2 separate regions of the Mus musculus genome follow, and region 2 is linked to region 1. A link is a loop called in an ENCODE intact Hi-C map of the cell type or tissue named here. Cell type or tissue: left cerebral cortex. All regions are shown on one strand.

Region 1 (4,000 bases):
CCCATCAACATTCTCAGCATCTTCTGAAACCTTCCGGGCTATTGGGCTGCTTGCTCTCTGCTGACTTGTCTCCTTGTGATGTAAACTTAATGAGAGATGAGCTAACACCTCAACCATCCAGAAGGGTAACTTCTTTGATTGGAAGGATGAAAAGCAAAGCTGGTCTGTTTTCTCCCTTGGCCGTTCCCACACAACCACAGTCCCCCATGTCCCATGTGGGTGCTTTACTAAGTTCATCCCTGTGCTCTGTTTTGTGTCCCCCCAGCTCTGAGGGGTGGGGTGAGAGGACCACTTAGATGAACAGGTCCAGGTGTGTGCCCCAAAACTAGAGCACACCTTTCTGTTTGGCAAGTGGCTATTTAACACAGAGAGTTATTTGTCACAATAGAATAAAAATAATTGAAAAGGCAAGTAGGGACAGCAACAAGGTGGCTCAGCAGGTAAAGGCCCTTGCTGCCGCCAAGCCTCGTGACCTGACTTCAACTGCCAGACGCCACATGGTGGAAAGAGAGAATTCCTGCCTTCCACACGTACATCGTGGTAAAAGTGCCCCCCACCTCAACTAAATAAGTAAATAAACGTAATTTTTAAAAGATATGCAGGACTGGAGAGATGGCTCAGTGGTTAAGAGGAGAGTGGTTCTTCCAGAGGACCCAAGTTCAACTCCCAACACTCACATGGCAGCTGACGACTGCCTGTAACTCCAGTTCCAAAGGATCCAACACTCTCACACAGACATACATGGAATCAAAACACCCACGCACATAACATAAAATAATGATAATTTTAAAAAGAGCCAGGCAGTGGTGGCACAGGAAGGCCACTTTTTAAATCCCCGCGCTGGGAAGGCAGAGGCAGGTGGTTCTGTGTTCGAGGCCAGACTTATCTACTGAGCAAGTTCCAGAACAACCAAGGCTACATAGAAAAACCTCATTTCTAAACAAACAAACAAACAAACAAACAAAAAACCAAATGTGTGTGTGTGTATGTGAGAGAGAGAGAGACAGAGACAGAGACAGAGACAGAGACAGACAGAGAGAGACAGAGAGAGAGAGAGAGAGAGAGAGAGAGAGAGAGAGAGAGAGAGAGAGAGAGAGAAGCTATAGCCAGGTGTAGTGAGGCAGATAAAGATCTAACTCCCTTTCGCCCCAGAACTCTGAGGCAAAGGGCAAGTTTCATTGAGTTACAGGACAGCCTGGGCCACCTAGTGAGACCCTGTCTTAAAGCAAACACACAAAGGAAGCAAGATGTCCTGAGTATTTATAAATACAGAAGAGAGTATAGGCAAGACGCATCCTCTGTCTTCTGAGTCCTTATTAGAGTGGGAGCTGAGCCAGTCCCAGCTCTGAGACTCACTTGGGATCTTGTTTATATAAGTTTCCGTGCTGGAAATTTGTTTTGTGCTTTGAGAAACTGACCGCTGTATCTTCAAAACTGATGCTTGTGGGAAAGACAGGAAGGCTTCCCAGTCTAGTTTTCTTCTATTCATGTCTCCACCACAAAGGGCATCCTCCTGCTCCCACTCACAGGTGTTTGGATATATAAAGGTCTCCTCAGGTCGCTGCCCTGCTCTGCAGCAGAGGCTCCACCACTCTCACCCTTCATCCCCTCAGTGCACTGGAGAACAGAGTGCAGACTGTCAACTTTCTCTAAAGGGCTCTGTGACACATCCCTTGCTGTTTCCACTTAGAAAAGATGATGGTGGTGATGATGGTAGTGGTGGTGATGGTGGTGATGATGATGGTGGTGGTGGTGATGATGATGGTGGTGGTGGTGATGATGATGGTGGTGGTTGAGATGGTAGTAGTGGTGATGAGGATAATGACAGTGATGGTGATGATGGTGATGGTGATGATGACAATGAGTGGTTGTCACATGCCACTGCCCCCTTGTGGAGGTCAGTAGGCAACTTTTATGGATTCAGTTCTCTCCTTCCACCTTTACCAGGTTTCCAGGAATGGAACTCAGGTGTCCACAGGCTTGTGGCAACACCTTTACCTACTGACTCATCTTGCCAGCCCAGTTGTTTTGAGCTTTGGAGAGGGCAGCAAGTTCTCACACAGTAGCCTAGGCTGACCTCGGCCTAAGTGCTGGGATTACTGGAGTGCAGCATGGTGCCTGATGGGGTATATTACTGTCTTAGTTGGGGTTTTATTTTTCTGTGAAGAGACACCATGACCAAGGCAACTCTTATAAAGGCAAACATTTATTGGGGCTGGCTTTCCATTTCAGAGGTTCAGTCCATTATCATCATGGTGGGAAGCATGGCATCTTACAGGCAGATGAAGGGCCGAAGACACCAAGACATCTTGATCAGAAGGCAGCCAAGCCAGGAGGAGACTCTCTTCCACTCTGAGCAGAGCTTGAGCACTAGGAGACTTCAAACCCTGCCCCCGCCCCCCCCCCCCCCACTGTGAAGCTCTTTCTCCAACAAGGCCACACCTAATAGTGCCACTCCTTATGGGTCAAGCAAGGTCAAACCACCAAATTTACATTCTTTAAAAAAAAAAAAAAGCCCAATGCCTGGCAAAAACAGAAGTGGATGCTCACAGTCAGCTATTGGATGGAACACAGGGCCCCTAATGAAGGAGCTAGAGAAAGTACCCAAGGAGCGAAAGGGGTCTGCAACCCTATAGGTGGAACAACGATATGAACTAACCAGTACCCCCACCCCCCAGCTTGTGTCTCTAGTTGAATATGTAGCAGAGGATGGCCTACTTGGCCATCAATAGGAGGAGAGGCCCCTTGATATTGCAAAGATCATATGCCCCAGTACAGAGGAATGCCAGGGCCAGGAAGCTGTGGTGGGTGGGTTGGGGAGCAGGAAGGGGGAAGGATATAGGGGGCTTTGGAGATAGCATTTGAAATGTAAGTGAAGAAAATATCTAATTAAAAAAAAAAGCATTTATGCTTAGTAGTGGTGGCAAATGCTTGTAATTCCAGCATTTGGGAAGCAGAGTGAGTTCCCAGACATCCAGGGCAATACAGAAAAACCTTTAAAAAAAAAAAAAAAGCATTTATTTATGGGGGAGGGGAACTCGAGCCTCAGCATGCTTATGGAGGTCAGAGAAAAGCGTGAGACTCAGTTCTCTCCTTCTACCATGGGACCCAGGGATCAAACTCGTGTCTTCATACTTGGCAAGCACCTTTACTCACTTGAGCCATCTCACCACCCCCTCAACATTACTTTCTTTTTTTTTTCTTTTTTTGGAGACAGGGTCTTTTTGTGTAGTTCCCGCTGTCCTGGAGCTTGCTATGTAGACCAGGCTGGCCTTGAACTCAAAGATCTCCCTAGTGCTGAGATTAAAGTTGTGTACCACTGAGATTAAAATTATGTACCACACCTAGCCCTACATTACATTCTTGAGCTGGTGTTTGTTTGTTTGTTTACTTTTTCGGGAAAGGGTTTCTCCGTGTAGCCCTGGTGGTCCCGGAACTCACTCTGTAAACCATGCTGAGCCTCGAACTCACAGAAACCCACCCGTCTCTGCTTCCTGAGTGCTGGGATAAAAGGCATGCACCACCACGCTGGGCATGTTGGGTTTTTCAACAATCTTATATATACTGGCCCTGAGCAGTATACAACGTGGACTCCTATTATTAAATTTGACTAATTCTACACAAATACACACGACCCCCACATTCCCAGGCTGCAGAGAAGGTATGCCTTATACTCAGCATTATACAAAAATTTGACAAGGAAGTTCGGATGCCCTGGGGGTTGAGCTCAGTTTATCGAAAGCCAAACAGCCTAGCTACACGTCCACAAGCTCCTTTTCTTTCTGGTGCTGGAAGCATCTGGCGGGCGTTGAGAGCACGAGCCTGGCGGATTTCATTGGGGACCTGACCCGCGCAAACTGGGAGAGCTTGACCGGGGCGGGGGTTAGGGGGGTGGAGAGGAATCTGCCCGGCAACTCATGATGTCATCCCCATCTGAGCTCCGATAGGTCCTACCCACTTACATGTTAGAGTCTGTTGTAGCCCAGCTTGGAGTCTAAAG
Region 2 (4,000 bases), 73 kb before region 1:
ACCTCTGTAGGACTGAGAGGAGGAGCAGCTGTTGGCCACACCCCTGGAGTGAGAGACCTGACAGACCAGTGTGGGCCCTGGTGTTGCAGAGTAAGCCTGAGATTACACGAGGACAAATTGAGCTTGAGGTCATCTAGCTGTCTCAGATGAGTCCTCCAGCACACACAAAGCATGGGGACTTCAGGGCCACCCCGCAGGCTCCTAACAGGCTTCCGTACTGAACTTAGGGCTTTGGGATCTAATCCTTGCCCAGTTCTGCTCACTCGCAGCGCTCACAGCCTGGAGAGGGGCATCAAGGATGAGGGTGGAGCTGAACTTTAAGATTTTTGCTACCGGTCACCTCTGAAATCGATGACTCTCTAAGTGCAAAGCGTTAGTACAAAGAGATGTTATCTTTATATTAGTTTGCTTTCTCTCCTGTGCAGATGGAGGCCATGCTAGGCCAAAATTTCTTCCAAGTAGTATCAAGGACCATCCATCTGCATTCTGCATGCTCATGGACCTCTGGATGAGGAGTTGGTAACTAAGCCCTGACGGGATTTTTTCTTGGCCTTTACATGTATGCGAACGGCTAGTTGTGAAGGCAGATCCCTGTGATCCCAGAACTCATGAGGCTGAGGAAGGAGGATCAGTAGTTCAAGGCTAGCCTCAGCTACATGGACAGTTAGAGGCCAGACTAAGCTACATGAGACCCTGTGTAAAAACAGTTAAAAGAACCAACCAAACAAACCCAAACAACACAAACACGCACACCAGACAAGCTTCTCTATACCCAAAGCCAAGAGCCTTGTCATAGCTCTGTGGTCCATAGAATTTCCCCATGTTCTGTGCACGGGCCAACCATAGCCACTCTCCAGATATTTTTTCTTGTTGTAACTGTGGTTAGGGAAAGTGCAGCATGGTGCTAGGCCTGGGGGAGTTTGGGTTCCAAGCTTTCCTTACCTGGGACCCAGTCTCTTCAGCAAGGATCTGGAAGCTATGTCCTAACAGGCAGGTCTAGACATCCCAGCTGAGGAGGTTGTGCCTCTAACACCAGCCACATGGTGGACAAGGAGCTCTGACACCTGTCACCTCCATGCTCAGGTACTCAAGAAGGTCCTGGGGCCAGCTGACAGAAGAGGCTTCTAGGAGTTGGTACTGATGCTAACAGTTTTCTCTGTGTTTCTATCCGCATGTCAGATGGGGAAGGGTGGGGAAGGGGAGAGAATAAGGGAGAGGAAAGAAAAGAGGGAAAACAGCAAACAGGTATGGTGGGGTACTATAATCCCAGCACCCAAGAAGCTGAGGCAGGGGAGTCAGGAGTTTAAGGTCAGCCAGCACTATATATTAGGGGAGAGAGGAGGTGAGGAGAGGAGGGGAGAGACACGGGGAGAGGAGAGAAAAGGAAGAGGGAAGGAGAGGAGAGGTGCAGAAGCAAGCTGGGAACCTGAGGCTCCAATGTGAGCTACAAAGCAGCTTCCTCTTGCCCTAGCCTCTCCCTCCAACCTCTTTTTCTTCTCTTGCTCAAGAGAGTCTGGGAATGTGTCTGAGTGAGTAGTCGCTGCCCTCAGCTGCCCAGCAACCTCGCAGCACACTCTGCTCTGTCTCCTGCATTTCAGAACCTCCTTGGACCCCTGGCTTCCAGACACCAGAGTTCCCATTCTTGCCAGGACCAGCGAGTCCCATGCAGACTCTCTCTGTCTGCTTTCCTTTCCTTCTACTGACCCCTTCCAAAGGGAAAAGTCAGCAGCAATAAAAGGAAAAGCAAGTTAAGGAAAGAAAGCTTTGTCCTGGAGCCTGTGTCAGTCCTCAGAGAGTTCACACATGCATACATAAATACACACACACACTTTTTGCATACAGTCAGAGAATCAGGGATGAGCATCTGCTAGCACTTACATAGACTGACCACCAGGGGGAGATAAAGATTAACACCTACAACCAACTGCAGCACCACGCCCACAACAGTTTTCAGTGTGGAGTTAAATCACTTAAATTGGCTTCAAACGTTTTCTGAGTTGTTTCTTTTTTATTTTATCTTCCTCTCCCTCCCTCAGGTCTCTAGCCTGACATCAGGAATTCTTACAGGAGCTGGACGATGGCTCAGTTCATGTTAGGGAGCCTACTGTCTATGGTAACTCCAGCTCCAGGGGACTCCACACTCCTGTCCTACATAAGCACCTACACACACCTGCAGACATATATATAGTTAAAGCCAAGGGCCAGCCTTCTCTACAAAGCGAGTTTCAGGACAGCCAGGGCTACACAGAGAAACCCTGCCTTGGAAAGCTAACAAACAAAATAAATAACGGCCAGCGAGATAGCTCAGAGGTTAAGAGCACTGACTGCTGCTCTTCCAGAGGTCCTGAGTTCAAGTCCCAGCAACCACATGGCGGCTCGAAATCATCTGTAATGGGATCTCACGCCCTCTTCTGGTGTGTCTGAAGACAGGGGCAGTATACTTATATACATAAAATAGAAAGAGAGAAAGAAAGAAAGAAAGAAAGAAAGAAAGAAAGAAAGAAAGAAAGAAAGAAAGAAAGAAAGAAAGAAAGAAAGAAAGAAAGAAAGAAAGAAAGGAAGGAAGAAAGAAAGGAAGGAAGGAAGGAAGGAAGAAAGAAAGAAAGAAAGAAAGAAAGAAAGAAAGAAAGAAAGAAAGAAAGAGATCTGCAGAAGACCTAGGTTTAGTTTCCAGCATCCACATGGTGGCTACTAATTACCTATATCTAGTGATCCAGGGGCTCTGATACTGTCTTCTTGTCACACTTACATACATACATGCAAGTGAACACTCAAACAGGTAAAATGAAAATAAATGAAAAAATAGAATTTAAAAGTTCTTACAGAGGCAAGTCTAGCTAACTCAAATGCAACCCCAAAACTCTAGAGGCTAAGGCAAAGGAATTGTATGTTCAAGGTCACCCTTAGCTACACAGACAGATTCAAAACACACACAAAGAATTTTCACAGACTAGTCAAATTCATATAAATATTTTTCTTACAATTTAAGTTCTTACCTATATTGCCCTGAACATAAGAGTGACTCAGATGACCTGAGTTCACTTTCTGGATCCTACATAAAGGTGGAAGGAGATTCTTGACTCCAAAGTTGTCCTCTGACTTTCTCCAGTGCATCATGACTTGTGTAACTATCCACAACGTTCACACACTCACATTCTCATAAACACACTCACATACAAACTCACACTTGTGCACATGCACACACATACTCTTTCTCTTACTCTCACACACACTTGCCTACTCTCTCTGTCTATCTGTCTGTCTCTCTTACACACACACACACACACACACACACACACACACAAACACACACACACACACACACACACACACACACACACTAGTTCTGACAATAAATAAACTCTGCCGAGGAGTTCTGGGATGTATAAAGGCCAGGGCATCTGCATGTGAAGTCCAACAGCCCAGGGACACACGTAAACATAGTCTCATTTTCTCCTCCTTTCTTCTTTGAGCCCTCTAAGCCCGGTGCTTGGAATCCCATTAGTCAGGTTGGGGAAATGGGGCAATAAGACAGAAATGAGGTGGAGGCAGGACAAGCAGAATGACATCAGGCTGGAGAGAGATCTACATGGAGGAAGGACGCCAAGAGAAAGAAAAGAAGCTGATGCTAGGTCAGAGGAAAGAACCAATCGGGAGACTTGGGGCTTTCAGGAAAAACAGACTCCCGTGTGACTGTGCTCAGCTGCTGCTCCGTAGATCTTTCAAAGACGAATGAGACAAGAAACCTTGGTCATCACACGCCAGAGGAAGGCACACTCTAGGAAGAGACTTCCAAATATCTGACCAAGGGAATAGTTGGTTGGGCCACCTTCCCAGAGCTAATTAAGAGATAGGTGTTTGTATATAGTCCCCAGACTATATACACGATTTTAAATGCCCTATAGTGTAGTGGTTTTAAGAAACAGAGACAGAGGCAGAAATCTAGGGGGAATCAGAAAACAGAATTGTATAACACATATATCACACTTCTGCACATGTA

The links. Hi-C counts contacts between places; a loop is a spot of excess contacts. Peaks named below come from ENCODE experiments on the same cell type or tissue, not always from the same donor. Only the 100,000 strongest peaks of a DNase experiment are listed, where the experiment ranks them.
Region 2: a loop joins it to region 1, with 3 times the contacts of the local background. A loop is called at or near these places in 9 of 42 quality-filtered maps.

The regions. Positions count from the first base shown.
Region 1 is chr11:98,678,336-98,682,335 of GRCm38, forward strand. No RefSeq gene overlaps it. Among named protein-coding and RNA genes, the nearest start is that of Psmd3, 2.2 kb to the right of the region's middle. In left cerebral cortex, a CTCF peak has its summit at 1,896 (motif pointing left); no DNase peak of the experiment used is centred here; H3K4me3 peaks cover 561 bases; H3K27ac peaks cover 381 bases.
Region 2 is chr11:98,605,037-98,609,036 of GRCm38, forward strand. No RefSeq gene overlaps it. Among named protein-coding and RNA genes, the nearest start is that of Lrrc3c, 8.7 kb to the left of the region's middle. In left cerebral cortex, a CTCF peak has its summit at 1,881 (motif pointing right); a DNase peak (open chromatin) is centred at 1,902.